Regions from separate parts of the Homo sapiens genome. Here region 2 is linked to region 1. The links are chromatin loops, found by intact Hi-C in ENCODE. Cell type or tissue: chondrocyte. All regions are shown on one strand. Each heading gives the region's core, and the rest is flanking DNA. Links, peaks and the distances in the headings are about the cores only.

What was found. A loop is a pair of places that touch in the nucleus more often than their neighbours do. Peaks named below come from ENCODE experiments on the same cell type or tissue, not always from the same donor. Only the 100,000 strongest peaks of a DNase experiment are listed, where the experiment ranks them.
Region 2: it touches region 1 in a loop (2.7-fold over the local background); 2 of 110 quality-filtered maps call a loop at or near these places.

The regions. Positions count from the first base shown.
Region 1 is chr5:77,138,966-77,151,118 of GRCh38, forward strand. It overlaps ZBED3-AS1 (ZBED3 antisense RNA 1), which reads left to right. Exons shown (of 3, transcript NR_182763.1): 3 at 8,687-10,336. It also overlaps a transcript of PDE8B not described here and the pseudogene HMGB1P35. Among named protein-coding and RNA genes, the nearest start is that of ZBED3, 58 kb to the left of the region's middle. RefSeq lists an enhancer at 5,599-5,893. In chondrocyte, for the core only: CTCF peaks have their summits at 5,748 (motif pointing right) and 5,956; no DNase peak of the experiment used is centred there.
Region 2 is chr5:77,625,211-77,637,363 of GRCh38, forward strand. It overlaps OTP (orthopedia homeobox), which reads right to left. Exons shown (of 3, transcript NM_032109.3): 2 at 11,611-12,020; 3 at 3,502-5,584. The coding sequence ends at 5,054. OTP-AS1 (OTP antisense RNA 1) reads left to right here and starts at 4,461. Exons shown (of 2, transcript NR_198942.1): 1 at 4,461-4,551; 2 at 7,513-9,250. RefSeq lists enhancers at 3,127-3,692, 5,450-5,499, 6,983-7,483, 7,586-7,715 and a silencer at 4,840-5,279. In chondrocyte, for the core only: a CTCF peak has its summit at 5,236; no DNase peak of the experiment used is centred there.

The sequences.
Region 1 (12,153 bases), core at 4,385-6,884:
CCATTAGTTACCTCAAGCTTGCAACAATGGCAAAGAAATGTCAAGCCATTAATTAAAATGACTCCCACGGCCCCTCCTGGAATCAAGTCGTTCCCAGTTAGTCAACATCTGTCACAATCTGTGTAAAAGGGCAGAACACGCTATACCCCAGCACATTAAGTTAGAACACAGAGGTCTTGGGTCACTGCCAGAGTAACTTGTCTGTGGCATGATGGTTGCTAAGCGAAACAGAGCATTCTCTGCAGGGAGCCCCCCTGGACTGAGGCTCCTTCTCTTCCCCTTTATTTCTTGCTAGGCCAGCAGGAGCCAGGCCGTGGCCTGCTGACTGCATCTGCCAGATGACTACCAATGTGTGAGTAAACCCATTCTCAAGCCCAAGAGAACCTCTCAGCTGAACCAGGCCCAAGTTGCTCACCCACTGAACTGCCAGTTAAATAAATGGTGGTTGTTTTAATCCACTAAATGCTGGGATGGTTTGTTATACAGCAGTAGGTATCAATACAGTGTACTTGTCAATCTAGGAATTCCTGTCTTGTCAAATCTGAGAAAATTCTCGGTCACTGTCACTTCAAATATTACTTCTTTCCCATTTTCTATTCACTCATTCCAAAACTCCTAGTGGATGTCTTTTCTGTCATTTCTGGTTCTGTCTTTTGTGATCTTAAACTTTCATTCATTGTTTTTCCATTTTTACTTCCGTGTTACATTTTGAGTCATTTCCTTAGTTCCAGTTTGCTTATTTTCTATTCAACCATTAAATATTTCTATTTAGTTTTAAGTTTCAGTGGCTATAAGTTTCATTTATAAAAGAACTATTTGGTTATTTTCTAAATCTGCATTTTGTTTTCACATGTTTTTCTGTTTTTTAATTTGTATTTTCCTTTGCCCTTGTAAATCATTTAAAATGTACTTATTTTATAATCATCTGTGGCTTGATCTGTTTCTTTACTTCTTGGGCATTACTTTTTCTGTTAATTTCATGATCTGACCCTCAAGGTGGTTTCCTCCTATGGTTTGTAATTTTTATTATGAGCTTATTTTCAGCAGGGATTTCTCCCCTCTGGTGAAGATCTGTATGCCTTGGGTAATGTGATTGTCACTTCACTATGCCTGCAAGTTTGCTTCTGATGGCATCCTACCGATATCACCAACTCTCAACCAGCTCTAATGTTTCTTGGTATTTCTGCCCACAGTGAAAATTCAGAGCTCACTTCAATGCATGGCATGGGCTTGGCTTCAAGTTTTTCTGTATGACCTTTTTTTAAATTTATTTTTATTTTTTTAAACCTATAGCCCAAGGACACGGGAGCTTTTTTTCCTGATTTGTTTTTGCCAACACTGTAGCCCTCAGGAACTCAGATTTTGCAAAGTGCTCAATTCCAGTTGCCTTCCTTACTCACACCAGAGACAATATTTTATTGGCCTGCAAGGGTGTTAAAATCCCAAGGGTGTTAAAATCCCCAGATCTCCAGGGCCTATCATTGGTCCAAACCCTGCAGAGGCTACAGTGACATTAGCCCCTACTTACTGCCCAGCCTCTGAGCTCCCTCTTTGTTTCTAGAATCTGGGGATTTCCCTTTCTCTCTGTCTAGAGATTGTTGTGCTGGACCCCTATTGACTCCAATAGGAATGGCACCAGGTTCAAGAGGCCAAAGAAGAGACCTGGAGCCAGCAAATGAGACATAAGATTTGATTTGGGGGAACTTATGTACAGGGATGGACTAGTGGCAGTGGGCTGGATAAGAGAACCACAACTGCTTTCCAAAAGCCTGCAGTTTATACAGCACCTTCACTCAGCACCCTCTCTCCAGCAACATCCACATGGCAACCCCCATTTCCTAGGCTAAGTTATTGCTGTCAGATGTGTTTGCCATACAGGCTGCTGTACAGAGTATGCTTAAGTTATTGCTGTCAGGTACATCCACCGTATATATACATACACATGTACGTATATATACACATACATGTATGTGTGTGTGTACATATTTGTACTCATATACATGTGTATATATAGATATATAAAAAAATTTTCTCTGTGTTTCCCTGTAACAGTAACTGAAGAGGGAATTCTTCTATATAATCTCAGTCCACTATATTGCTAGAAGTTCTCTTCTCTATACTTTTGAGATATGAATTTTACCTTTCAATATTCTAAAATTATAACAAAGCTATAAATTTTGGGAATTGGTATATGTTTGTTTTTAGAAAAATTGTTAGAAACATAATAGCAATGGGATGCTTTAACATGCTACCTTGAACCTTTACCAAATCAAGAGAGTAAAAATTAAGCACAAAAGAGGGATCTAATACTATAAACAAGGTAGATTTAATACATATGTATCAAACATAGTAACCTAGAAGCAATGAATATACATTTTCTGGTGCTCATTTAACATTAACGACCTTCAAGAAGGCTTTAAACAGCAACAGATAGAGTTGAGTTGCTTTGGCCTATTGCTAAAGGCATCTAACCCACCTGCTTTGTGGGAGGTCATCTGCTTTGAATCTCAACTGTATCCAAGTCAGATTTAAACTCTATGGGGCATTGGAATTGTCCTCTGAATCATCTCCAACTCTGCAGGATACATAATAGCACCACTTTGTTGTTCTGGAATTTAAAGACAGGGTCTTATTCAACTTTGGCTATTTTTGTGCAGTCCATGGATCCTTGAAACAGGACATTCTACTTTACCAATATCTGACTCATAGAAGACCTATCTATATACCTACCAGGTGGCTACTACCCAGTAACTCCTACCGCCAATACCATGACATTTGTTTTGAAAACCTTAGCTTATTGCAATATTGCTTATAATTATGAAACCTTAGAAACAACTGAAATGCCTATCAAAGAGAGAATTTATAAATAAAATGTAACATATTCACGTTCTATTTTGATATGAATTACCATAATATTCTATTAGGATATGAATTGTTATAATGGCCATTAGAAGGAATGGATTGTTCCCATATATAACATAATATATCCATGTATAAAGTATCTATATAATACCAACACGTAACATAATGTAAAGAAAAGAGATTCATGGAATAAAATGTGCATGTCATTGATATAAATTTTAAAAACACAGAAATAATACATTATATTAAGACTATATATGTATGTAAAATTATTACCAGTGGACTGATTTGGATATACACTAAATTCATGCTACTTGCTTCTGGAGGTTGCAGTAAAGAACTGGAACTGTGTCTGGGGATGTCACTTTTATCTGTTTTATTTAGTTCATTTTTTATAAACAATCCTTGAGGCAAATATGAGCTGTTAATAAATGCCAATTAGTCTTTTTGCATATTGGTTGCATTTCTCTTTTTTACAACTTTATTGAGTATAATTGATGTACACTAAACTGCACTTATTTAAAGTACACAATGTGATAAGTTTTGACAAGTGTACGTACCCATGGAATCTTTACCACAATCAACATTTGTTTCCTCCCACAGTTTTCTCAGGCCCTTTTGTAATCCATTTTTTGCTTAAACAATTTGTTTTCTATCACTATAGATTAGTTTTATATAAATGGCATCCTACAGTATGTACTCTTCTGGTGGCAGGGGGTTGTCTATCTGCCTTAATTCAGTAATTTCTCAAGATAAAAACAATTTTAAAAATCTTGGAACTGCTGAAAACAATCTGGGGCATATAATCTGTGATTCAGAAAGGGGGAAAGGAGGGAATCTGTGGAAAGCAGGTACCATTTGGGATAGATTCCCAAGCAGGAAGAATAAGCACACTTATTATAATGGCTTCCACATTCCCCAAATTATTCCCTTCATGTAATCTTTTTTTTTTTTTAATTTTGTGGCAGTGCCTGAAACTGCACAGATGAGAGTCTTTTGGATAAGTAAGCTACTCATTTAAAAACAGACGCTTTGCTCAGAATTTACTCAATGGCAGCTGGTTCAAGGAAAGCTTGTCATCCTAACCCTCTCCCAAACTTAGCTTCATTAAGGAAATGTGTGTTTGGATCATAAGAGAGAGGAGCTAAGATGTATTGAGGCATGGAGAGTTGGGGACTGTGGGAAGATCTGAGTGAGGCAGCACCCTAGGAGACTTCGGGGAACCCTAGGATATCGGGAACCAGAACCCAAGGAGGTGGGGAGGGCCAGAAAAGAATGTGAGAAGACACCCAAAGTTAATAGCCATCCCTTTCCTAATGTTCCCTATGTGCGGCTCCCTGATGAGAAACTGGAGGAAGAGATTCCCATCATCTTGCGTCTTCTATTCTCAACATCGGAGAACTCCTGTTCTTGAAATTCAACCTGATATCATTATTGCTCTGTGGATTAAACTGGCTCTTGTTTGCTAGGCTCAGAGTCCAAATACAAGATATAACATTGTTTTTATGGAAAAATGTGCCCAAATACCAAATAATTGATCTACAAAGAAAGTTTTGAAATGTAACCTGTTATACGCCAGGGATTTCTTACATGTGTAGATCTTTGTAACAATGAGCTATGTTATAATGGAAATATTTTCACAGATATAATTCTTAATCTATAGCCAATATCAGTCATTAAAACATACTGTTCAGTCTTGGGGCCCATAAGTGGAAGATGTTATGGAGAAATTGGAAAGGAGCCAGGGGAGACAAAGTAACTGATGAAAGGTTTTGAAAAATAGCCCTTTAGGGAAATGTCTACATTCATTCAGAGGAGAGAGGTGTATCAGTCTTCAAACTATAAAACGATGTTACATTATTGACATCAAGTCTTTTTTCTTCTTGTCCACAGAGGGCAATATTAGAGGAAATGAGTTTAAACAGCAGCAGAGGGGATTTAGGCTAGTCAGATGTCCCCAGCTTGAAGATGAGAGGTGCATTCTCAAGCTCCCAAGCCTCAATCTCATAAGGGAGTGGTCCTTCTTGAGGGATTTTTTTTTTTTTTTTTTTTTTTTAGCGCTCTGATCAGTGGCAGTCCAAGTTCACACAGCCCTGGTCTGCTTGAAGTTGTTTGCATACATCAGTATTTGGGAAACTAAGTTCGGTCCAAGAACAGAAAATGTTTCCTGGCTACATGGAGGGTAAAGCAAACGTGAAGTTGCCTCATACGAGAAGAATCCAGACATGAGAAATCTCAGCCTTTGGTCCATTATTTTGTAAATCTGCTCAAAAGAGCATGGATTCACAAGAGAAGTGTCCAGGAGGAGGGTAGTGTCAGCCCCACTGCTCTGTGGGGCAGTAGGACCACATCTCAGGCACTGGGTCCAGGTCTTGGCAGTCAGGATGTCTCCAGGGGCTGTTGAGAAATTGGAGTGCCTCCAGAGGGGAGCAATGGGGACAGAAGAATCTGGAAACTGGGTCAAAGAAGGAGCAGTTGAATGAACAACGTGTGTTGGCCTGAAGAAGATAAGTTGCAGCGGGGACAAGAAGCTGTTTTCAAAGTTTTCAAAGATTTGAAGTGCTGTCAGGTGGAAGAGCAGTGAAAATTGCGTGGCTCCAAACGGTAAATACAGGACCAATGAGTACGAGTCATAGGGACGGTGTCCGCTGAAAAGAAGGAAGCATTTTATAATCATTAAAGATGTTCAAAGTAGGTGGTGATACTTGGTTATATAGGAAATGTTTGTATGAAGACTAGATATATATAAAAATGTTGGAGGAAGAATTTTTGAGCTTTTTTTTTTTGTCTCACCAAGCAAATGAAACTTTTTGGAGAGAGATGACCTAGCAAAAGATTTTTTCTCTTGGTGATCAGGAAAGGCAGTCTTTGCAGACCGAACCACTAGAGGGAGTCAGGGCAGCAGCGTTGCAAGGCCGCCGTCCATTCTCTTCACCGAAGCAGCAACTGATAGCCAGGCCTGGCTCTCAGGTTCTAAGTTCCCCTGATTTCAATATCACCCCCATGAATCTTTCTGGAATGTTTACATCTGATTAAATTCTTCAATGTCTGAGAGGCCTCTGTGTGTAGAGAGGCACAATCACTGCTATTTGTAGTCTGCTTACATCTTTATTAATTATTTAATAAACAGTATTCTCCTAAAAATTCAAATACTCCCTAAACGACTAAAAATGAAAACTTATGCATTTAACAAATGTGACATTTTCCAAATATCTAAATATTAGTTTATAAACTAATTGATTATCCTAAATATATGTAATATATAGTGTATAATATATATATACTTCTAAAATCACAAATATCCTATATCTAAGTCTTTTAAATGCTACAAATGCCTTAAAAGCAGAAACACACAAATGAATCATCACAATGATACATATACAAAGTGATGAAATATAGCTAAAAAGATTTCCAAGCAAAGTGTTGAAGGTACCACCTGGTTTCTTCTTGGTGCTTATAGTAAAATGCAAGAGGAGAGTGATAAATCGAGGGAAGAACTGTTAAACAAAAAGGAATCAAAGATGATTCTGAAAATTCTCAGTCTCTCCAGATGGCAAAAGATGTTAAAATTAAGAAATCACTTTTGAGCTTGTGGCATAGAGATAAGTCCTGGCCTAGAGAAAAAGCTAAGTAGTGATTGTACAAGCTTTTGTTAAAATCTCAGGAAGATTAAGGGATCAGAGTAGTATTCAGTCATACAAAGGGCCCTCTCCAGAGATTAATGGTGTATCTCACAGAACCTCTCAAATAATAGGACCTTTTGGAAGCTTAATTGAGTTATCTTTCAACCATCTCAGCAGGAACTCAAGGTAGAAGGGGGCCTAGCTCAAAAAGAACCTTGGATGTGGCCTTTATGTAAAGGGAAATTTACTGGAGACCCACAAAGTATTTAAGAAAAGTATTTCAGCAAAAACACTGCCAACTTAAACTGAAAGGGACGGAAAGAGTACAAAATGAAAGGAGGCTGTTAGATCTCCAAAATTCTACTGGCAGGAAGCAGAATGATAAAACTACTCAGCTGCAAACATGTGCTACTTTTCATGAAAAAAGGAAAGATGACTCAGAGGGTGGAACCAAGAGCTATGGTGAATTATTCCCAGCCCTTGAAATCTAATCAAAGAATTCTGACTGAAGTTTGCTAGGCTGGGTTTTAAAACTGCTTTGGACTGTAACTCCTTTTTATCTTCCATTGCCCACCTCTCCTTCTCTTTTTAACTAGAAATGTCTATAACTATTTTACTATATTCATTCCTTCATTGTGCATTAGGAGCAAGACGATTTGTCTTTAGTTTTATAGATTGAGAGGAACTACGCTCAAGGAGCCTCATGCATACCTGGACCTGATTTAAATGATGAGATGCTGGACTTCAAGCAGATGCTGTAATGATATGAGGTTCTCAGGGACCTTGGGAAATAGTAAATGTATTTTGTGTGTGAGAGGGACACAAATCATTGGAGGCCAAAAGGGTGAACTGAGGACAGATGCTAGGGTAGCTCCCACAATCCCCACCTCCTGGTTTCACCCTTGTGGGATCTCGCCATGAGTGTGGATGGAACCTGTGATTTGCTTCTAACTAGTAGAATTTGGCAAAAAATGATGAGATATATGTGATTATGTTTACATGATTATATTATATAAGATTCTGAGTACATTGAGCTGCATAGAGAGAGCACGGGGGCAAGTGAGAGCCAGGTGGGTACTGGAAAGCTCTGTGCCTCACTGAGGAAAAATAACTAAACATGGGCAAAAGAGATCCATGGAACCTGAGAGGCAAGGTGTTATTATATGCATTCTTTGGCAAACTTGTCAGGAGGCGCATAAGAAGAAGCACCCAGATGGTTCAGTCAACTTCTCAGTTTTCTAGGAAGTGCTCAGAGAGGTGCAAGACCATGTCTGCTAAAGAGAAAGGGAAATTTGAAGACATGGCAAAGGCGAACAAGGCTCGTTATGAAAGACAGATGAAAACCTATATCCCTCCTAAAGATCCCCTTTAGGACGAAAAAGTAGTTCAAGGATCCCAATGCACCCAAGAGGCATTCTTTGGCTGTTTTCTTGTTCTGTTCTGAGTATTGCCCGAAAATCAAAGGAGAACATCCTGGCCTATCCATTGGTGAGTTGTAAAGAAATTGGAAGAGATGTGGAAGGGCACTGCCTCAGATGATAAGCAGCCTTATGAAAAGAAGGCTGTGAAGCTGAAGGAAAAATATGAAAAGGATATTGCCTCATACTGAGCTAAAGGAAAGCCTGATGCAGCAAAAAAGGGAGTTGTCACGGCTAAAAAAAGCAAAAAAAGGAAGAAGAGGAAGATGAAGATGATGATGATGATGATAATGAGTAAGTTGGTTCTAGCACAGTTTTTTTTCTTGTCTAGAAAGCATTTAAACCCCCTGTTTACAACTCCTTTTAAAGAAAGACATTGAGATGTAAGGCTGTGTAACATTTGTTTTTAAACTGCACAGTGTCTTTTTTGTATAGTTAACACACTACTGAATGTGGCTTTAGATAGCCCTGTCCTGGTGTATTTTCAATGGGCACTAACCTTGCCTGATACAGTATGGGGGTTGTAAACTGGCAAGGAAATTTAAAGCAGGTTCTTCTTAGTGCACAGCACAAATTAGTTATACATGGGGATGGTAGATTTTTTATTTTCACTTGTCTCTGATGCAGCTTATATGAAATAATTGTTGTTTTGTTAACTGAATACCACTCTGTAATTGCAAAAAAAAAAGTGGCAGCTGTTTTGTTGACATTCTGAATTCTGAATGCTTCTAAGTAAATACAATTTTTTTATTAGTAAAAAAATGTTCTAATCCATCTTTCCAGGAGATTCTCTCTCCCTTGCTGTCTTTGAAAAAGCAAGTTGCCATGTGAAGAGGGCCATATAGCATAGGAGCTGAAGGCAGCCTCCAACTGACGGCAAGAAAATGAGGTCCTCAGTCTGACAACCTGCAAGAAACTGAATGTTCTAAAAGCCACATGAGCTTGGGAGCAGATCTGACCCCAGCCAAATCTCTGAAGTCCGCAGGCAGGAAATGAAGATCAGAAAAAGGCTATTGTCTCATGAATATGAGCCAGACTCCACAGAAGCTGGAGTCCTTCATTATGGAGCTAAACACATACACCTGGCTTAGGAGTCAGAAAAACTGAAAGAGAATTCAGGGAAGTAGAGAAATTGCAAGCCCAGATGCTGCTTCATACCAAAGAAGCAAGTCAGCAGGTCAGCAACAATGTGTATCAGTTCCAAAATGACTTACACAGGTACCAAGACAAGACATTATATACACTTATATAGTCAAATACTTTAAAACTGTTAACAAACTTGCTACAATTGTCTCATTTGTCTTTTAACCTTAATATCACAGATCAAGTTTGTAATCTCAAAAGTTCACCCTGGCTGCTGTGTGGAGTATTCTCTTATCTGCTCATATTACACTGTGCTTATTCATTCATCAGTTAATGGAAATTTGGGTTGTTTCCTGATTTTGACTGTAATGAATAATGTTGCTGTAAACATTCATGTACAGTTTTGTGTGGACATGCTTTTCTTTCTCTTGGGTAGGTTCCTATGAGTGGAATCACTAGATTGTATGGTAAATGTATGTTTAACTTTTAAAGAAACTGTCAAACTGTTTTCTAACATGAACGGGCCATTTTACGTTCTTATCAACAATATATGATGGTTTCAATTTTCCCACATCCTCACCAACATTTGGTATTGTCTCTCTTTTACATCATAACTATTTTAGTGGGGATGTAGTGATATCTTATCGTGGTTTTAATTTGTGTCTCCCTAATGACTAATGATATTGTGCATCTTTGCATATGCTTGTTAGCCATTTATGTACATTCTTTAGTGAAATGGCTATTCAAATCTTCTGCCCATTTAAAAATCGAGTTGTTTTTCTTATTATTCAGTTGTAAGAGTTTTTTCTTTATTCTGTGCAAAAGTCCTTTATCAAGTCTAGGATTTTTGAATATTTTCTCAACCTAGAGCTTGTTTTTCAACATTTTTTTCTTAATGATCTTTTGAAGTGCAAAAGTTTGATTTTGATGAAGTCTAATGTATCACTTCTTCCTTTAACTGTCATGATTTTTGTGTCGTATCTAAGAACTCTTTACCCAACTCAAAGTTACCAAGGTATTTTCTTCCAGAAGTTTTGCAGTTTTAACTCTTCTATATAGGCCTGTGATCCATTTTTAATTCATTTTTTGCATATGATGTGAGAGAAGGGCCTAAGTTCATATTCGTACATGTGGATGTACAATGGTTCCAGGATCACTTGCTGAGAAAAGACTATCCTTTCCCCATTGATTTTTTTGGCACCTGTGTCAAAAATCAATTGACCATAAATGCAAGCGTTTATATCTGAACTCTCAGTTCTTCTCCATTCATCTCTAAGGATATGTCTATGCTTACATCAATATCACAGTGTATTCATGTGGCTTTGTAGTAAATTTTGAAATTGGGTGATAGAAGTCTTTCAATTTTGTTCTTAGTTTTCAGAATAGTTTTGGCTGTACTTTGCATTTTGATACAAATTTTAGGATGTATGTGTGAAGTTTTACAAAAATGCTTGCTGGAGTTTTGATAGGAATTGTGTTGAACCTATAGATCTATTTGAGGGGGGAATTGCCATCTTGACAAGCTTGAGTCTTCCAATCCATGGACAGGGAATGTCTCCATTTATTTAAATCTTCATTAATTTTTCTTAGTAACGTTTCACAATTTTTAGCGTACAAGTCTTAAACTTTTATTACATTTATTTCTGTTTATTCTTTTTGAGGCTTTGTGAATAGAATTTTTTTAATTTTATTTTTTGGGCTTGACATTGCTGATATATACAAATACAATAGATTTTTAAAATACTGATCTTAGATCCTGCAGCTTTGCTAAATTCTTCGATTAGTTCTAGATATTTTGTGTATAGATTCCTTGGTGTTTTCTATACGCAAGATTATGCCATCTGCAAATAGAAGCAGTTTTAATTCTTCCTTTACTCTCAGTCTGCTTTTAATGAGCTATTATGTCTTCTGTTCTGTATTGGTCAAACCCTCACCTGGATCACAGTATTTATTACTGACCATCACAGTTTCCTTGAGGAAATGAAAAAAATTAAAAAGATAAAGTAACTATTACCATAATCCCTACATTCGGACACAATATTTATGAGCATGTGGGGTAAATTCTTCCAGACACTCTTGCTAGAGGACGTGTAGCAGAGCTTATGATGCACTGAGCCACATCCTCCAGCCACCAGATTCCAGTGTAGCTGTGGTGAACTTTGCCTTGCACTTTACCAGTGTCCATATAAGCTCATATCACAGTGTCTTTCTGTTTTGCTTTCTGGAGGTCAGGGAAGCCTGCTGAGCTATATGTAGACCCAACCCATATTTTCAAGGTAATACTCCTTAGTTGATAGAAGCCCTCAGTCGATGGGAACAGGATTTCATGGATTAATGCCCCAGCTCCCCCATCCTGCAGGACATAGAATGTGTGACTATCCAAGATGCTTGCAACATGGTTTCTCAGAGTTCCCAATGGAATTGAATCCCAGCTGCATACAACTGTAACCCACTCATTTATTAACTTTTCTCCCTTCCTCTTTCCCTTCACTTCTGTTTCCTAAGACTACTTCCCTCTAAATGATCTGCACCCAAGTCCTTGTCTCAAGGTCTTCTAGAGAAACCCAAACTAAGGCAGTTTGTCAAGGGACAAACTAGGGTACATCTTTGAAACAGTCATTAGGAGAGTGAGAGGTCCTGCAACGATGTAATATAAAAGCAGTGAAAATAGCTGAGAAAATTAGAAAAAGAGAAAACTTACAGGAATAATCATAGTCATCTTTAAATACCTGCAAAGTAATCAGATATAAGAGGACCAAAGGAGACACTGGTTTTAACTGAGCACCTTCCAGGTTATATACTAGCTACTATGAAGTGTATTTATTCCATCCTTACAGCAACCCAGAGGCAATGAGAACTACCCTTATTTTTCAAATAAGAAAACTGAGACACAGATGATTAAGGAATTTGCCAAGGTCCAAAGCTAACAGGTATTGGAACTAGGATTCAAATCCAAGCCTGTCTGCCCCCTAACCTGTGTCTTGCTGCTGTGTGTTTTGCTTTGAAGGGCAAAACAGAGACCAGCAGGTAGACATTCTAAATCCATAGAATTGTGTTTATATGAATGCAGTGTGTGGCAGAGATTGTCTAGATGTTCATCAATGCTGTTTTCTCTGTTCTGTTTCTGGACATACAGGAACACTTCATGTCCTAGCCTCCTTTATAAG
Region 2 (12,153 bases), core at 3,928-6,427, 490 kb after region 1:
ACTGCGGTCCCCATGCCATCACTTGTATGGCATGTATGCCATCATCAAAATCAAAAGATGGCTCTTTTTTGTCAGGTCAAGTGAAAAACTCTGTACACAGCTCATACCCAAAACTCCTTAATGGCACGTTTTAGTAAGTCTTCTAAATCCATGCCTTGTTTTGATAGTGTACACATTAAAAAAAGCCAAAGGCATTGTTCTGTGTCTCTCTGTAATGACCACATGCTAAATCGGCCATGGTTCCTATACCAAAAGCTCTGCACTGAGGAGACTTAGCAGAAAGCCGGGCAGGAGGTGCCCCTCTTTGTTGCAGCTTTCATTTTTAAAATAAGTCATAATTTCTGCATTGGATACAAAGATGGGTTTACAGCTATTAGCCATCATATTAATAATTTAGAAAATACATGCCCAATCACTGACGTTCTTTCAATTCCCTATGAACACAGCTGCAACCCACATTAGAAGTGAGGGTGAATGGATATTTTTCAGATGAGATATTTGGGCTGAATTATTAGGGTAGCCTGTACTACAAAATTACTAATAAACATTGCTTCTGGCTCAATTCAGCCTGAACTCAGTGAACCTAGCCAATGGTGACAAATCAAAAACTCTGAAATGCCCAGTGAATGAATCTAACTAATCACGGAACCCTGTAGGAAGTAGATGCCAGGATTAATGAGCCAGTGGTTTCACCATGCCATGCTGTTATTTCTTCACATAAATGCCCTCAGATGAGATTATCTTTATGTCATGAAAAGGAGAAAAGGAAGGTTACATTATTTCAACTGACAGGTTAACTACTGCCATTACTAGAATACACATATTTGTGGGCTAAGTTTTTTCTTTATCCTAAAAATTTAAATGTAAGTTCCACAATATAAATTAAAAACACATTTTCATTTTTGGGAAAAGCTGTCATTGGGGGCACCAAACATAAATTGTCCCAAAGTTAGAATTTTCCTCTTTATTTCCTCTGCATGTCTATATGCACATCTACCGTGATTTACCCAAACTGCTCTGCATGCTGTTTTGTATTGAGTATCTAACATCATCTTCAGCAGGTTGCATTCCCATATCATATTTCCTCCACCATCAACAAAAGGTAATCTAAGTGCAAAATCATTACTATACCATCACTTGTATGGCATGTATGATATTTAGTACCAATACTGAGGAAAAAATAAAGATACAAGGATGAACTTGTATATTAAAATAAATCAATCATATGGTTACATCATAATGGATTGTTTCCAGCTAGCATGTGGTGACAGTATTCAATATCAAACAGGCTACTCAGCAAAAAGTACAATTATTAGAGGCAGGACATCTAGCATGTTGTACTTAAACTACTTTGTGTTCTGATATTATTCAACTTTATTGTCTTTATTCCCTTATTAAATTTACTTAATTATTATTAGATCTTTAACAATTTTGAGTCAGAATTGCTGTTAATGATGAGTAAAAAAATTGTATGAAGCATTATTCTGTTGTTAGATTTTTCTCCTTCAAAAAGCAGAAATCTTTCAGGCTTGTGATTGAGGTTCTTATTCTTCTCTTTTTATCTTTGCTAAACCGTCAACCTTAACAATTCAGGCCTGCTTGCCTTCCCTTAACCTAATGGCGTATATGACTTTAAAATGTTCAGGATTCTGAATACAAAAATCTATTATTGCTATAGAAACAAATATTAGCCCAGAGTCAAGCCAAGTGAAAAACTCTGTACACTTTACTATAATATTGATAAATAACCACTACATTATGAAATATAAGTATCTTTGAAAGCATCTATCACTTGAGTTGATTTGCAACTTCTCATCAGTGTTCTGAGTTGGCCCATTTTTTTCCAATGAAAGATCCCATTTCCCTTGCCTTTGAGAAATACAATTTTTAAAGATTCCATTTAGCATCCTTTATTGCATTCCTACATCATAAAGTTATGCTTTATAGCAGCATAAAAAGCTGTAAAATTGGCATCCTTGTAAACAACATTCCATGAGCACTGGTGAAGCAATCCGTAATTTGTACTGATCTCTTAAATGTGACTTGAGATTACAGTATCCACGATTTCAATTTTTTTTAAAAAAAAGCACTAACATAAAACAAGCGAGAATATGATGAAATGCAAAAACAAGGAAAAGTATTTTTCATTAACTCATATTTTAGAAATTTGGTGGTTGTGTGCTGCTGAATTCTTGGATGAGTTCTCAAATACAGAAATGTTCCGTTCTTGTATGAAATTCAAAATGAGCATGTTTTCTCTTCTTTAATATTTTAATGTACTAAAAATAGTCTTTAGGAAAGTGTATAACTGAAATATTCTGTGAACCCACCCACCAGTTTACCTCTAATTAAAATTCCTAAGGTAACATGAACAGATTTACTTTATCATTAAAAATCATAGCTTTTTGTTCTCATCTCTGAGGAGATTCCATTGTGTTCTCTTAGTTGAGTAACGATTACAACAGCTCCTCAAATTCACATGTAGCCCAGCTGTATTGTATTTTAGCAGGAGGGTATTTTTTAGGGTTTACACTCTGAGGCAACCAAATGAGAAGTCTTCCCGTGGGAAAAGGGGTGCCCTCTCAATGCCTATAATGACCATTAAATTTCAAACCACAAGATTGATTTCGGTTAGCCTTCCCAAGGAAGCCTGTGATATCGATTTGCCTCCAAGTTTAAAACACACCGCAAACCTTCCCCTCGGCCGACCGAAGAAACGGCATTTTTTTCCTACTCCTTTGGGGCAGTCCCCTGAGCACGTGCCTGAAGTCGAGGTTAGTACGCAGCCAGCAGGGACCCTGACAGGAAACCAGAGCAGCCCCGGGGTTGGGGGAGCCCTGGTAGGTGCTGGTCGTCCCGGACACGCCTCTTCTGGAGAAGCGCGTTTGTCCCTTACTTGGGAGGTCCCGGGTATCTGAAGCGGATCCCGGGTCTGGGGACATGAAGGGGCGCCGTGGCCTTAGGGAAGGCCCCAAAGAGGCCTAGGCCCCGGAGGAGGCAAGAGCCGCGGCCTAGCTTCCACCGCGTACCTGGGGCCAGACACGGCTGGGGCGGCGCCGGAGAGCAGAACTCCAGGCTCTGAAGGCCGAGGGTGCGAATTGTGGTCCCCTCCCACCCACGGCCTCCCCATCACGCGCACGCAGCCCGCGAGGGGCGCCCTCCGCGCCACTGCCCCAGGGACACCGTTCATCTGAGGAACTCTCGCGCCCTGCGTTTCGTGCCGACAGCGACGCTCGGAGTCCCACCTGGGAAACCTGGGTTGGCCCGGAAACCTCGGGAGGCTCAGAGCTTGCGTGAGGCGCTCGCGGCGCCCCAGCATGCCGCCCCGTCGCGGAGACCTCACCTTGCAGCCCAGAAACCGAACCCAAGCCCACTGCAGGGCGAAGGGCCCACGCGTTCCAACTGGCGCGAATATAACCATTCCCAAGACCGGCCCCTCCCCTCCCCCCACGAGACCCCTCCCGCCGTTCAAGGTCACACCAAAACCCATCATTCTCTATATCACATACTGAAAATGATTTTATTTTATCCATTTACATTTAACTTGATATAAACTTGTCCGGAAAAGTCAAATAATATGCTTTATATTAGCTCAAACATTTATTAAGAAAACCGAATTCCATAAATAAACACAGACATTAAGTTAAAACATATCACAAATTGACCAGTATGTAACAAGAATGCTTTATCTACACAAAACATCCTATTTCACATATTTGTTCATTCTTAGAAAGCGCTTCTGTTCTCTGGGTTTGGATTTGACCAGCACATGCAGAAAGAGCTGATTGTGTTTCTCTGTACAAAGTTGCAGGGTTGTAGATGTCCGAGTGCCCCCATCGGCTGCCAGCAGGTGGCCGAGGGGCACGAGGGACGACAGGACCACCACAAAACAACCAAGGGCACAGAGCAGCGAGAAGACAGAAACAGAAAAGGAAGCAAACAAACCCCAGTCCTGAAGGATCCAGAAAAGAGATGTGGCTTTTGCTTTTACAAAAGAAAATTTTGCTTACACGTTTATTTTATTCTTCCTTATAAAGACTTATCAAAATGGGTCAGATCACCTCTTCCTCGTCACATGACTGCTTTAGTCTACTCCAGCCACCCAATCCACTGTCACGTTCCTCCTGAGAAGCCTTCCCTTCTACACTCTCACACAGTTGTGCTTAAGAAAATGAAAATAAGATAAAATAAAAATAAAAGCGTTATCTTGCAAGCCAAGAGAGGGCTGCACGGATGTGACTGGGTGGACTGGGCAAGGGTAGCGTGGTGGGAGAGGAAAGAAAGACAGGAGCTTGGAGAGTACAAGGATAAATCAAATCATATCAGTTGGGCCCTCAGATGAGGCGGTTGGTAGCAATGCTTGTCCTCCTTTAAGACAAAAATCCCTAACATTGTGCTGTCCCTTGAACACGTCCGTGTGTGACCTAGGTGCACCGTGTCTGTGCGCGCGCGTGTGTAGCGTCTGAGCGTGAGCGAGAGTGCGAGTGTGTGTGTTTCTGCCCACAAACCAGTCCATTGGTGTCTGATTTCAGATCCTGAGTCGACTCCCTGGTACGTAAAATGGCGGGAAGGATACTTTTTGCCGGGCGCGGGAGGAGGGTCGCGAAGTGTGGGGAAAGAGGGGACCGGAGGGGAGGCGGCGGGCGAGGGGGGTCGTAGGCGTCGCGTCGAAGGTGTGGGTGGGAACGCCGCCCGTCAGAAGGCCAGGAGGAGGGCGCGAGCACGGCCAGCGCAAGCAGGGAGGCCAGGGTGGCGGGAAGGGTGGGCTGAGGCGCTGGAGACCGAGCCGAGGGCGCAGCTGGGTGGGAAGGGAAGAGGGGCGGCCGGGAGACGGGGGACCGCGGGCGATCGAAATCAGGCGGAGGGGAGGCCTCGCGGGCTGGGGCTTGGGGTGAGCCCGAGCGAGTGGAGGAGAGAGGCGAGGACGAAACGAGACGGGGCGAAGGCCGGGGCGGGACGGGGCAGGGCGCCGGGGTCCGGGTGCGCGCCGGAAGGGCCTCGGGGCGGCCCCCGGGGCGGTGCTGGGGGCGGAGCGGGCCGGGGCGCGGCTGCATTAAGTGAAGCTCATAGAGACTGTGTGCTCTAGCGCCTTGCGGCGGAGGGAGGCGATGCTGGTGCCCCGCCACACGTCGCTGCTGTCCGGGGAGCTGCAGAGCTGGGGCGAACCGGAGACGTTGCTGGGGCCGGGGAGGGAGGCGGGCACCATGCCGGGGAAGGCGGGCTGGTAGAGGTGCGACTGCAGCCCCGCGCCGTTGGAACCCGCCAGGCTGTTGGACAGGCCCATGGAGTTGGGCGGCGGACCGGCCGCCAGGCTGCACTGGGACAGCGACTGCGCCATGGCCTGCTGCCTGCCCAGCGCCGGCGGCAGAGGCAGCTGTGACACGCCAGGCATGGCGGCCGCCGCCCAGCGGGTGTCGTTGGCGTGGAAAGAGCACAGGCTGTCGCCCATGGCGGCGGCAGCGGCGGCGGCAGCCGACGGGAACTGAGGCAGGCCTGGCGTGGGCAGCAGTGTGCCGGGCGCACGGAACACGTTGGTCGTCTTTTTGCGCTTCTTCCACTTGGCGCGTCGGTTCTGGAACCAGACCTGGAGCGGGCGGGGCGGGAGACAGACAGGGAGCTATTAGCCGGCCCGGCGGCTGGGGAGTTGGGGCTTGAGCCCCAGAAACCCGCCTCGGATACAGCCGCTCTGCCCTGGGAGGAACAAGTGCCGTAGGCCCGACAAGCCCCCATACCCAGCCGGAGACTGTGGCTCCCCACCAACTCCTGGCAACTGGCGCCCCCTGCACCCACCAAGCGCGGAGTCCTGCGCTCCTAAGAGCTCGTGCCCCGAAGAGTTTACGCACTGTGCAAACACACCAAATGTGTGCAGTCTTCACCACGCCCCTGCACATTCTGTGCACTGCACAGATTCACAGGTCTGCAGTCAGGCATGTGTCAAAGTTCGACCCACAGGTGTACAAATGAAGATAAACGTGTACCCATGTAGCTTAATAGCATGCCTTATAACACTGATGTGCTATAGAATTTTCAGAAACGCTGGAAATTTGGAAATTGATGACAGGCTGTGGATGACATAGTTTCAAAATCGAAAGACAAAGGAAAACCCCTAACGCTACGGTTGACAGAGCGGAGAGGTTAATACAGTGATCTGCGTGGGAAAGTGAACGCCACTGAGCTACAGTGTTGTTTGGGTCACCACCATGACTTCCGATTCCTCCCATATTGCTTCGTGCTACTGCCACAACTCTCCGTGCCTCATTCCCAAACCACTCTATGGACACCTTTGTCTGGGCTGTACGAGTGGCTGGAACCTGCTGCCCCAAGAGCCTTCAACCCTATTCTTTTTTTTTTTTTTTTTTTTTTTTTGAGACGGAGTCTTGCTCTGTAGCCCAGGTTGGAGTGCAGTGGCACGATCTCGGCTCACTGCAACCTCCGCTTCCCGGGTCCCGGCTGAAGCAATTCTCCTGCCTCAGCCTCCCGAGTAGCTAGGATTACAGAAACGCGCCACCATGCCCAGATAATTTTTGTACTTTTAGTGGAGACGGGGTTTCACCATGTTGGCCAGGCTGGTCTTGAACTCCTGACCTCGTGATCCACCCGCCTCGGCCTCCCAAAGTGCTAGGATTACAGACGTGAGCCACCGCGCCAAGCCAAAGTCTATTCCTTTCAGGAACTTACCAAGGGTCCCAAGTAACAAGGCCTCCAGTTCCCTCAAGTCGCCCCCATTTCATTTATAAACTAAAAGCAAATTTTCGGACCAATATGAATTAAAGGAGGTCACATTTCACTACGAGATATATGAATCAAATTTAATTTTGCTCAGACAAACCCAAACGTCCTTTTTCAGGGAAATGAGTTTGATAAAATACACTCCAAATGAAAACAGCCTTCCTATTTTTTTTTTTTTTAACAGTGGCCCGGGAGTTACAGACCCTGTCAGGCAAATTTGCCTAGGCATGTCAAACCCTCTATCACAGAAGAAGAGTTCTGCCTGAAAGATATCACATAAGCTGCCAATCCAAGATAACTCCCATCTCCCCCTATTTGAATGTGATCTTTTTAAATGACAATAATAATAATAATAATTTGCCAGCAAGCCTGCCTGGAAGACTTGCAGTTTAAAATCTGGTCATCTGGCGTTTACTGTGCCTAAATATAAATGATGTAGGACAAGCCCAGGTACTGAGTTTCCTCTTAGAATTTGGCCAACGCAATTTGACCACGATATCCGTGGAAAAAAACGTTGTGCATCCGTTAATCTAACCTATTTAGTGTTTACTCTGCAAGCTAAAGTATCAGGGGTATGGACATACCTGCCCTCGGTCTCGGTGAGCCAGCAATGTTCAGCGGTGTGTTCATGCCCAGGCAAGCGTAGACGCACTCTACGCTTACCAGTGTGAACGGTGTTGCAGTCTAGAATACTCCCCCAGCTTGGGGCCGGCCCTCGCCTTTCTACCGTGCCTGCGCCGTCGCCTACCACTTTCTTCCTGTGGTTTCTACCCCATTTTGCAGATTGCTGCGTATCCCAGTGTCGGCGATGGATAAACAGGTCTCGTCTCTTCCCAGTTGCAGCCCGTGAGCTGGTGGCACAACGGATTAATGAGGCAACAGGGCTCTAGATGGTGAGTGGGATCAATGAGACCCAATTGAGCTGTTAGCGGTCTTAGGCGGAGAGCATCTCTCAGGAGGAAAGGAAGGCACAGCGAGAAGACCTAAGGCCGAAAGTCGCTGTGCAGCACCCACCCAAGGCTGGACTCGGGGGAGGTAGACGGGACGGTGTCTGTGACTAAACGGTTCCCACACCTTACACGCCGCACCGGGATTATGTTTTGAAAGGTGTCTTATAAAATCAAGACCGGTTCCTAACAACCTGCAAGTGCCAGTGAATCCCGAAATGTTTGTTTGAGGAGAGGGAGTGTGAGGGAAGGAGCAGAAAAAAGAAAGAGGGGGAGGATTGCCCAGTAGAATTTCAATAGAAAATGTGACTACCAGAATGGTTTCTGAATCTAGGATCTGCTCAGGCACAGGCGGAAAAGAACAGCTGTTAAAGAACTAAATATTATAGAAATAATCGGAAAATCGTGCTCAATTATGTTTGAGGGTTAGTAGTCAAATGATGGCTACAAATTTTTTTATGTTTCATGGCTTACTGGGATTGGGAAAAAAAATCTGCGTGGGGTCTGAGCACCTCCGTTCCAAGCTACGATGCATATGTTTTTTAAATGTGAATGTTTCCACTTGAAAACTAGAGCATGACGGATTAAAATGCAGGCAAAACCTAAGGGAGATTTTTAGAATGCACAGATGACAACTCCAGGAAATATATTAACCCCAGCCACGGGCCAACTTTGTACTCAGTTTGAAATGCAGCTCTTCTTGGAAAATGCTTAATACAACAGTGAGAATCTAATGGAGGTTGGAATCTAAAAATCCACTTTCATGATATCTGCTGTTACAGTAATATAGACATACTGTAAATGTATTTTAAAATATATAGCCCGTTTAATTCCCCAGCTATAAATGACTGAGAAATAGAAAAAAGAGGGAGAGAAAGAGAGAATATTACTTTTTCCCCCCTTGAAGCAAATGCTTTATGAAGATCTCATTGGAATCCAGCAAATGATTAATGTGAAGATTTTGGAGGAAATCTGGGGAGCTGTATTAAAGCCTAGATCTCAGGTTCATTTCGATCAGCCAGCCGTGAACTCTGGGCCGAATTCATTACAGTTTAATAGTGCTGGGAGAGGAAGAAAATGCAATTTCTCATTCCATTAGAAAACTAGAAAATACTCTCAGTTTGTCCCCCTATTAAGATGTGGCAGGTGACAGGGCCATTCTGGGGGACACGGTCAATGGAATTACAGCACACTATTTTTGTTCATATAAAATATTGAAAGGCAAGCCTGACTGTGCAGAAGTTATTTTACTGATTTGGTTTTTATGTAAATAAAATATTGAAAGTTAATTAATCCATGCTAGAGACTAATGATTATGCTTATTATATTGCATTTGATCACATAATTTGCATGATTCTCACATTGCTGCTTAATAAGCCATTCCAGGTTATAAATAATTCTGAAATTGGTTTCTAATAATGGCATGCTATAAAAGGAATGGTTTTATTACACTGGCCAGAAAAGAGGAGCTATATCAGACATGGAATTGGCCTCCATGTGAGTAGAGATGCTTTAATAAATACTTAAAAGTGTGATATATACCAAATAAAGATAAAAAATAAGTATATTGGATAATTTAGTCTAGAATCAAAAAGCATCTTTAAAAATATACAATTGCAATGAATTAAATGTTTAGATAATTTTTAATCAGCGCAGTGGCCCACATACTGAAAAGAATGTGTGGCAGTCTGTTAACTATAAAGAAAACTATGAAGTATTGATCATATAAGAACATAAGCCAATTACTATTTAATTTGAATTTGGTCAAGGAGCAATGGTACAGTGAATTGTGAAGTAAATACATTTTCCATAAATTATTTTTGCATTACATTACATAATGTTAATCATTTTGAAAAGTTAATTAAGAAGGTTATGTTGATCTGATTACTTTTTAAACTATGGAACATTATTTTTAAAAATATTGAAATTGCCATTCTATTAAATTGTGTCTATCAGCAGGCTCAAGCTATTATCTTTGCTTGAACATTATGCTGGAACAATTAGAGTACTTTGTCTCTTTCTTCTTGTGCATTCTTTTGTGTACTTTTTGAAAATAACTATTTCTGTTACATAGCTTATATTTTATTTCATTTACAACTTTTTCTGTTAAAAGAATAACTGTCATTAACCTTTGGAAGACCTAATAAAGTTTAATAGACCTCGTTTTCTTTTTTCATAAAATCAGTTGTTCAATTATATTTTATTTGTGATTCTAAGTTCTATTTTAATTTAAACTAATTGCCAGTATATCTAGGTTAAGACACAGCATTTTACCCTTTAAATACAGAATTAATAGATAATCTTTCTCTTAAAGGACAAAACCCCAAAATTTATGAATTTCTAACCTGCAAAATTGAACCTACAAGCAAGCACTGTCATCAGTGTTGATGGAAGTATTGAAATTGTATATTTATGTAAAGGTTTAAACTCAACTTCAGATATTTTTTAAAAGGTGAAAAATAAAAATTTTGAAGAGCATTACTAACACATGTTTACAGTTACACAATTAGTACTCTTTTGGTGTGTCGTTTTAAAAGACCATGGTCTAGGCCTTTCACTAGGAAAACCACCCAGACTTATATTGTATAAAAATGCTAATCATTATGTTAATCAACATTACTTTATTAATTTGACCATTTTAAATCCCCAATAATATTCATTTGCTATTAGAGCAGAAGCATGCGCTATCTTTTCAGTTTAGACTATCTTTAAAATGCCGAATGGAGACAGAAACATTCAACGCTGTGATTACGGACGTTCTCATTGCTTACTTCTTAGATCAAATGTAAAGTAACTAAGATCTTAAAGTTAATTTTATAAAAGTAGGTAGCACTGGTTTAACAAATTGACCAGGTTGATGACACCCAGGATATCGTACAGAAAATACCACCGTCCAAGACGGCAAAGGAAGATTTTTCAGCACCCTGGATAGCTCAAGAGTGAGTACCGGCGCTTGGAATTTCACCTCCAGGCACCTGTCCATAAAATATTTGATATGTCTTCATTCTTTCTTTTAAAAAACAAAAAAAAAAAACAAACAAAAATCTGGGATTCACTAGGCTTATACTTTTATTCACCAATTTTCAGAATAATTATAGGTGTGATTTTCTAGGTTATATATAATTTACAGCTTGGAGAGTGGTTGGAGGAGAATAAGGGGTCAGCAATGATTTCCTCTACTGCCTGTCAACCTTTCCCGTTCTGAATGCCCCTTCTTCAGACATGATATCCACAACAGAAAGCCTTCATTTCCCCTCCCCCACCGTAGCTTCCTTAGAGGACTCCAAAACAAAACGGGGCTCACCGGCTTTGGGAATCTCGTCAGCTGCCCCCAGCGCACTGGTAGACTACGAAAGTTCAAACCCCTTGCAAACATCAAAGCTAGGAATATTTCGCCTGAGTGCAGAGGGAGGGTGATACTTAAGGTAATAAAGCCACGCCGTGAAACCTGGGTGTAGCACTTTTTTAAAAGGCGCTCATTCGCCTTATTTGCTCTTTTCTCTTGTTTTCTGTATAATTGTTGCATTCCTCCTTTTATCCAAACGCTTAACACAAACTCATTAGGGGGTAATATTTGTCAATAATGCGAGCAGGAGTTGAGGTGTGCGCTCGGCTGGGCCGCCCGGGGGGGCGCTGAGGTTGCCTTCTCAGGCGGAGGAGGCGAACCCTGTAGCCCGACAACGCCGGGCTTCGATTTTGAGGAGCTTCTTCCGGGATGTCGCTATACTGGCCGGAGACGGGCCTTGCGTGTCCATTGGGGGATGGCGATGGGGACCAGTTTCCGGGTAGAGAAGGAGATAACTCGATACAGGAACGCACAGGCAGCCTGAAAGCAGCCCAGGATCTCGACAGGGGAAGGGAAGACCCTGCTCCCTTTGCCCAAATCCTCCCGCCCTGTCCTTGCCTTCTGTCCCAGATCCCAAGCCCCTCGTACCTGCACTCGGGACTCGGTCAGCCCGATACGCAGTGCCAGCTCCTCACGCATAAAGATGTCGGGGTAGTGAGTCTTGGCGAAGCTCCTCTCCAACTCGTTGAGCTGTGCGGGGGTGAAGCGCGTCCGGTGGCGCTTCTGCTTCTGTTGGCCCTGCTGCTGGCCGGCTTGGCTGGGGTTCGGGCCGCCCTGGGGCCCGGGCTGCTTGTCCGGGTCTTTGGCGCTCACCGCCAGCGAGGCCGGAGTAGAGCCCACTGTGGTGATGTCCTCCCCGGGCAGCAGAGTGGCTCCCTCCACTGGGTCAGAGTTGGGCGCCAGGTCCCCCGGATGGCCCCCGGGGTCGGAGCCCCCCACGCCCAGCCTACACTTCACCGCCTCCCGGTGGCCCAGAAGCTCGGCGGCATCTTTCATACCTGAGGAGGCAAGGGGATCGCGGTCACTACTTTCTTGGCGATGCCAGGAGGGGCTGTCTTCCCCGCGCAGCCTTCCTTCAACCCGTCCTCGGCCCCCTCCGCACCCGCGCTTGTCCTAAGGAAGAAACTCCCA